3 separate regions of the Homo sapiens genome follow, and all the other regions are linked to region 2. Evidence: chromatin loops called from intact Hi-C (ENCODE). Cell type or tissue: GM12878. All regions are shown on one strand.

Region 1 (2,500 bases), 210 kb after region 2:
CTTTAACTAGAACCTTTATAAAGACAGCCAGAGTGTTCTTTGAGAATGTCCTATTCCCTAATTATAGAATAAAATTAGAATCGGTTTATGGTAGTTATTTAAAATATGGTTATGTCTACGTAATGGTAACCAAACACACACATACTGTCAGGCTTTGATGCTGACTTCTAATCTCTTAGCAGGCTGTAGCTGAAGAAGCTGTGCTCTGGTCTCATTCAGATTTCTTTTCTACTTTTTGGACAATCCTCCTCTTCTTCCATGTCTCACACTGCTCTCCTTCATATATATATATATATAATTTTATTTTATTTTTTTGAGACGAAGTCTCACTCTGTCACCCAGGCTGGAGTGCAGTGGCATGATTTCAGCTCACTGCAACCTCTGCCTCCCGGGTTCAAGTGATTCTCCTGCCTCAGCCTCCCAAGCAGCTGGGATTATAGACGTGTACCACCATGTCCAGCTAATTTTTGTATTTTTAGTAGAGACAGGGTTTTGCCGTGTTGGCCAGGCTAGTCTTGAACTCCTGACCTCAGGTGATTCACCCACCTCAGCCTCCCAAAGTGCTGGGATTACAGACGTGAGCCACTGCACCCACCCTTGCTTTCCTTTCATAGAGGTCTTCTTGAGGACGGTGCCTTTCTTTTCTTGCAGAGTAAAAATATTCTTATCAAGATGACCATCCCTAAAGCCGTTCTTAAGGAGAAAATGTTTGTTTGAGGAGAGACTTAAAGAATCAAATGTGAGACTCTGGGGGCAGGAGTCCAGCTATGTATGTAAGCAAGTAAGGGTGAAGCTGTGCCACAAGAGAAAATACAATACTCCAGGGAGTGAGGGGAGAAAAAAGAAAGGCCTGGAGGGGAGAGAGGAGAGGAGAGGAGGAGAGAAGGGGAGAGGAGAGATAAGCAGGTGATTGGCTGCTGTGGAGTGGAGGGAAGCAGCCTGCCAGCAGGTGGGACAAGCAAAGGTCCCTTAGGAACAGATTCTGCATTGCTTCCTGTGCAGTGTGCAATGTGACAGCCCTCTCCACTCTGTGACCCACAAAAGGTCAGGGAAAGGGGGTTTGGGCCAATGTAACCTACATTACATGTGCCAGTAGATGGCAGACAGTCCTAACTAGTCTTGACGCTACACAGTGATGATGTAGCACTCTGTCTCCAGTGGCAAATGTACCTTCCTCATCATTTGTATCCGACTGTGGGTGCTCTCCTCTCATTTCCCTCAGATCTTTATTATATTAGGCAAAAATTTCCCTTTGCATAGCGCTGCTACTTTGGTTTTTTCTCTGTGGCCTGTCTGAGTTTCTGCCACACTGCAGTGGGAAGAGACAGGTTTGATCACATCCTGCCTTTGTCTTCTAGATCAGGGGGTCCCTAACCCCTGGGCCACAGACCAGTACTGGTCCATGACCTCTTACAAACTGGGCAGCACAGCAGGAGGTGAGCGAGGCTTCATCTCTATAGCTGCTCCCCATTGCTCGCATTACCGCCTGAGCTCTGCCTCCTGTCAGATCAGCAGTGGCATTAGATTCTCATAAGAAAGCAAACCCTATTGTGAACTGTGCATGCGAGAGATCTAGGTTGCACACTCCTTATGAGAATCTAATGCCTGATGATCTGTCACTGTCCCCCATCACCCCCAGATGGGACCATCTAGTTGCAGGAAAACAAGCTCAGCCCTCCCATTCATTCTGTATTATGGTGAGTTGTATAATTCTTTCATTATATATTATAATGTAATAATAGAAATAAAGTGCACAATAAATGTAATGCACTTGAATCATTCCAAAACTACCCACTATCCACCCTTCTATCCATGGAAAAATTGTCTTCAACAAAACTAGTCTCTGGTGCCAAAAAGGTTGGGGACTGCTGTCCTAGATTGAGTGCAACCTGAAAACTGCTCCCCTCCTGTGTAGAAGTCAGGAAACCATGCAACTTCCTGTGTAACACTGTTTCACAGCCCCCTTGACTGACTGCTGAGGTTTTACTTTTTAGTTAGTTTCAAACCCTATGTTATATGGGCTATACACGTATTTTGTGGAATTGATGCCAGCCTACTAAGCTTTTCAGTAGTCTTTCTCACGATCTCTCAGACTTCTGGAAGACTCACTGCACAGAAAGTGTGAGATGCCCCCAAAGTCTCTTGGGCTCTTGATGTCACATAATCTGTATATGTATTTGATAGAAATGTATAGAAACCAACTGTATGCTTTCTACACAACTAGGGAAAATTCATCTGTCTGCTTGCTTCAGGTTCTCCCACTCATTTATCCAACAAATATTTATTAAGCACCTCCAAAATGCTTACATTTCCCAGCACCAGGAATACAGCAAAACAAAGTTCCTGTTCTCAGGGAGATTAACTTTTAGTGGGAAAAGACAGACAATATTTTTAGTACAATTGTTTAATAAAAGAAGAGACTGCTTTTTGAAAAGCTTCTTGGATTTCACAAGGAAAATTGGAGTAAGTGTTCTGAAATACTTTCAGCTGGCTGTTTATT
Region 2 (2,500 bases):
CTGGCCACATGAAAGCCAAGCAGCCAGTTTTCAAAAGGCTTTCGATGGCTGAGAAGGAATGTTCAAGGAAGGCTGTTGTATCACGGACGAGACTCTTTCCATGCTTATGGTTTGAATGTTTGCTCCCTCCCAAACTCTTGTGGAAACTCAAGCCCCAGTGTGGCAGGATGGAGAGGTGGGACCCAAGAGGTGATTGGGTCGGCCGGGCGCGGTGGCTCACGCCTATAATCCCAGCACTTTGGGAGGCCAAGGCGGGCGGATCATGAGGTCAGGAGATCGAGACCATCCTGACTAACACGGTGAAACCCCGTCTCTACTAAAAATACAAAAAATTAGCTGGGCGTGGTGGCATGTGCCTGTGGTCCCAGCTACTCGGGAGACTGAGGCAGGAGAATCACTTGAACCCGGGAGGCGGGGTTTGCAGTGAGCCGAGATTGCACCACTGCACTCCAGCCTGGGCGACAGAGCAAGACTCCGTCTCCAAAAAAAAAAAAAAAAAAAAGAGGTGAATGTGTCATGAGGGCTCTCTGCCCTCATGAGTGGATTAATCCATTCATAGATTAATGGATTAATGAATTAAAGGGTTGTTTTGGGAGTGGCTGGCTTTATGACAGGAAGAGAGGCCTGTGCCTGCCCAGTGAGCTCTCTCCCCACAAGATGCCCTGTGCTGTCATGAGACTCTGCAGTGTCCCTACCAGCAGGAAGGCTCTCCCCAAATGCAGCCCCTTGACCCTGGACTTCCCAGCCTCCAGAACTGTAAGAAAGACATTTCATTTCTTCTAAATTACCCAGTCTCCAGTATTCTGTTATAAACAATAGAAAAAGGACTAGGACGCCATCTTTATGTCTTTTTACGGTTGGGATGGGGAGGGAAGTGGTGAGGAGGAGACCAAAGTTGGAGATACCTGTGAACAAAGTGACATCCTTGAGGGAGTGAGCCCCCTTCACCAGTGGTGTACATTCTGCCACCCACTCATGTTTTATTCATCTGGCTTCCACCATCTTCCTTTGCCAGCCACAGTGTTATGAGTGCTGAGGGACAGAGCGGGGAGATGAGGATTCCAAGAATGAATAGAGTGAGTTCTCTTCCTTTTAAAGTTGCAAATGAATGATTACTCAATGTGGCAGCTACGAGCTGCAGTGAACAGTGCAAAATAGCAAGTTTCTGGGTCTTGGGGAATCGAGGAGGCATTTTTTGAGTGTGGTTTTGCAGAATAAGTCAGCATTTACCCACAGAGACAAGCAAGAAAGATGTCCTAAAAAGCAAAGCAGCAACTGCAGGGGCCACCTAGGGACAAAACCCCAAGTCCTAGTCTGTTGCTGTCACCAAATGTCACGTTGCCTCTTTGTGCCTCTGCTCAGCAGAGATCACCGTTGATGGAGCATTGTGAGGCCTTTCAGGGTGAGGAGGTGTTCTGCTCTGGAACTCTATCATCATCTTACAGAACATGGTGTCAGCTTCCAGGGACTGTTTGACACACAATTTTGGTTTCCCCCAAGCACAGAACCTGGCACATGTTAAAAACCTAATCAGTGTTTTTTGTCATGAAAGCAAAGCATTGTAATTCTGTGACTAAAGCATGACAGCTATATTTTGTCAGGTAGAAAAAGAACACAGGCGGTTGTCTTGACTGTGCTTAGAAGGGCGTACACTAAACCTATTACTATTGTGGATTTTATTTGTGAGATTTTCTTTTTTTAATGAAAGAAGAGGTGTTTAACACATCTTAACTGCAATATTTGCAAGTGTTCATAAGCCTGAAATGTATAGAACTGAACTGAATTTTTTAAAGTTAGGCATCGTTACCATGATTTTAGCAGTTGTTTATTGAGTAGGGATAAGGGGCTTTGCACACTGCATGCTTTCTCTATGTCTGTTTACTTTGATTTTTCCTCTCATCTCTATGTGAAAGTGGAATACATTTCCTCAGAAGAAGCCTGACTGGAAGCAAGCATCTGCAAAAGCAACATGGACTTGTCCTTAATAGGAAGAGGAGCTGCTGGCCTGGGCATGAAAGGGAGAGCAGGAAGGCCAGGGGCTCAAAGCACAGAGATGGGGCGCAGGGAGGCAGCAAGGGGTGGACAGAGTGGGTGACCTGGAGACTGTGAGGAGGGTGTTAACACTGCTAGAGAGAAAGCATGGGTATGTTAGGCCAATCTTGCATTGCTATGAAGGCATACCTGAGACTGGGTAATCTATAAAGAGAAGAGGTTTAATTGGCTCACAGTTCTGCAGGGTGTACAAGAAGCATGGCACCAGCATCTGCTTGGTTTCTGGCAAAGCCTCAGGAAGTTTTACTCACGGCAGAAGGTGAAGCAGGATCAGGCACATACACGGGCACATCACACGGCCAGAGTGGAAGCAACAGAGAGGGAGGGAGGAGGTGCCACGCACTTTTAAACAACCAGCTCTTCAAAGAACTCACTCATCACCAAGGGGATGGCTTTAAGCCATTCATGAATGATCTGCCCTCGTGATCCAAATACTTCCCGCCAGGCC
Region 3 (2,500 bases), 110 kb after region 2:
TGATATGCTGGCAAACCTTGGCCAACTTCCAGTCTTGTCCTTATGACAGGGGACTGCTGTGTTGAGTTCCCGTCTCAGGCCTCACATCCACCTTGGCCCTGCCTTGGGAGCCTGTAGGTGTGGGCAGAAAAGAGGGACGCTGCCTTCCTGGCTGGGCCTTTCTTCACACACAGGCACGAGGACCCAAGCTCTAAAGGATGAAGTCCCCATGGTCTCCGAAGTTTTCATTATCATCCCCCTCCTAAAGCTCCACCTTGGAGGCAATGCACTGTAACAAAAGGACCAGCACAGTGCCCAGCACACAGAAAGCTATCAATCAATGTCAGCCTTAACCATTATGTTGGTTGACTTGCCATCCCTCTTCCTCAACTGCAAACTATGTGAGAGAAAGATTCATGTAACCTTGGTATTACACAACTCCATCGTGGTGGGTTCAGTTGCATTTGTCAAATGATTCAGAGTAGGACAACGGGAATTTTCTTTACAACATCACAGCATTGTAAAGTCTTTGCTTTGCACGAAAGTGTGGGACTGAAGAAATGATTGTGCAGGTTGAAACTGTGAAGCAATTTTAAGAAGCAACAAGGAAAATTATGATTGTTTCATAATCTTCAAAAAATTTTTAAAGTGTTAAGAACTGTTTTACTACTGGTCGTAAATGTATAAGAACATTTAAAGATAGCAAATTGAATACTTATTTAGCCTGTCATAATTTAAAAAATGAGAAACATTGAGAAATAGTGTTTTATTTCTTTGTAAAAGACTTATGGAGAGTAAATTGAAAAGGGCTTTGCCACCTTCTCATTGTGAAACTTACAGTATGGACCAGGCATCTTTTCTATGCCTTGGCAAATTGTCACATTCCTTTCTATATTTGGATAGGCTTCCTACATTTTGTCCTGCACACTTTCAGTGCTGTGAAATATCTCCAAGAGTTTCTTTAATATGAAGTTTTTGCCAGCATCTTTATCCTGAGTCCCTCAAAAGACACATCCAGAATCTCTCAAAAGACAACAGCATCAACTTTCCCACCATCAGCTCTTTCTTCTCTAAACTCGTTTACGTCTGAGTCAACTTTCACCTCCTGCATTCTCACTTTTTGTTTCTTTGCTATACTTTCCTCTTCATTGGCTACCTACCTCTCTTGAGTATTCATTTCTGTGAAATGTCACGTGGGTTTGTCACTGGGAGCCAAGAGAGCAGCACGACCACACGCTTTGCTGTCTGTGTGGGAACTGATAACACGGAAGGACTGAAGGACGTGATGCGGTTAATCACTGATCATGATGCACATCTGTTATTACGTGGTGGTCTGTGGACTGCAGAGCAAGCAGCAGAGGTTGTCCCCCATGCAATCACTCACAGTTAATGGTGACTGAAATTGGAACCATGTTGTTAGGGGGCTGGTGTTATTTAACCTCAGTTGCCACAGGGCAATGAAAATTCGTGCGTTTGGGAACTATGCAAGGTGAGGACTGCCTGAATGTTCCATAATGTGATGAGTGCCTCACAAACAGGGTGTATATTATCACTGAGTTTTTTCATTATTCTTGACCTTCAATATATAGACATTCTTGTTGATGGTATCAGGTTGTTTCTGCGTGAATGAGCTTTACTCCTCTGAGAAATGGCATTCCTGACCCTCCTCTTTGAATCAATTGCACAAAAGTATCTGAAGGAAATTTGCTTACCTGCTGCTTTCTATGGAAGCTTTCCTGCAGCATGACCTAGTGTCTGTTTCTGGTTGATGATTAACCATGGGGAACAAGCGTTTGAGATAAAGAAGTTGCAGAACTTTTTAGAGAATGTAATATGTTAATGTGCACTGGGACTCTCCCTGAGCTATATCAAGTTTCCTGGATTCTGAAATGCTATAATTTTAAAAGTGTCATAAGGTTAAAACAGCTTTCTAAGAAGTGCCTTTGTTGGAAGAATACCCAGGAATGGTGCGCTGGACAGCTTTTGTACAAGTCTTGCATTTTCTCAGAACTATCTCTCATCTTGGCCATGGCATCAGTCACATCCTGAGTGGCTCACCTTGACTTGGGTTGCCTCCTACTGCAGTTCTCCTAAACTCTGGTGGGGGACACGGGCACAACCCACCCAATACTCGTATGTGCTTTACCTGGAAATAAGGAGCAGAGGAGCTAGGGGAAGGAGCCGATGGCTAAATGTTCCTGCCTTTTTTCCCTCAGGCAGACAGTTCTAAGGTGCACGCTGTAGGTTGCTGGGACAACCCTGGCAAGATCTTCCCCCAGACATCCACCTTGGCGGCCGACTTATTAACTCATTGGTCTATTGACTTTTGCTCCTTGCCTCGCCCCTGATCCCTGTGCCCTCTTTCTAATAAGCTACCTGCTGGTGAGGCTCTGCCTTGGGGGAAACCCAGGCTGAGGCAGGTGGGATGTTATAACCAGGGAGGCCTGAGTCCTGGGTCTTTGCCTGGGGTCCCCAAATAGGAGAGGGATTGGAGGAGGTATTGTGGGGGAGAGTGTTGCAA

Evidence for each region. Hi-C counts contacts between places; a loop is a spot of excess contacts. Peaks named below come from ENCODE experiments on the same cell type or tissue, not always from the same donor. Only the 100,000 strongest peaks of a DNase experiment are listed, where the experiment ranks them.
Region 1: a loop joins it to region 2, with 4 times the contacts of the local background. A loop is called at or near these places in 2 of 110 quality-filtered maps.
Region 3: it touches region 2 in a loop (4-fold over the local background); 6 of 110 quality-filtered maps call a loop at or near these places.

Annotation. Positions count from the first base shown.
Region 1 is chr6:6,583,469-6,585,968 of GRCh38, reverse strand. All of the region lies in intron 1 of LY86-AS1 (LY86 antisense RNA 1), which reads left to right. Among named protein-coding and RNA genes, the nearest start is that of LY86, 4.0 kb to the left of the region's middle. RefSeq lists an enhancer at 777-886. In GM12878, a CTCF peak has its summit at 1,092 (motif pointing right); DNase peaks (open chromatin) are centred at 1,058 and 1,959; H3K4me3 peaks cover 2,124 bases; H3K27ac peaks cover 2,230 bases.
Region 2 is chr6:6,797,373-6,799,872 of GRCh38, reverse strand. The region is part of intron 1 of LOC101928004 (a long non-coding RNA gene); the gene reads left to right. Among named protein-coding and RNA genes, the nearest start is that of LINC03055, 87 kb to the left of the region's middle. In GM12878, a CTCF peak has its summit at 1,357; a DNase peak (open chromatin) is centred at 1,224; H3K27ac peaks cover 1,954 bases.
Region 3 is chr6:6,683,353-6,685,852 of GRCh38, reverse strand. No RefSeq gene overlaps it. Among named protein-coding and RNA genes, the nearest start is that of LY86-AS1, 62 kb to the right of the region's middle. In GM12878, no CTCF peak of the experiment used is centred here; DNase peaks (open chromatin) are centred at 392 and 1,222; H3K4me3 peaks cover 754 bases; H3K27ac peaks cover 2,218 bases.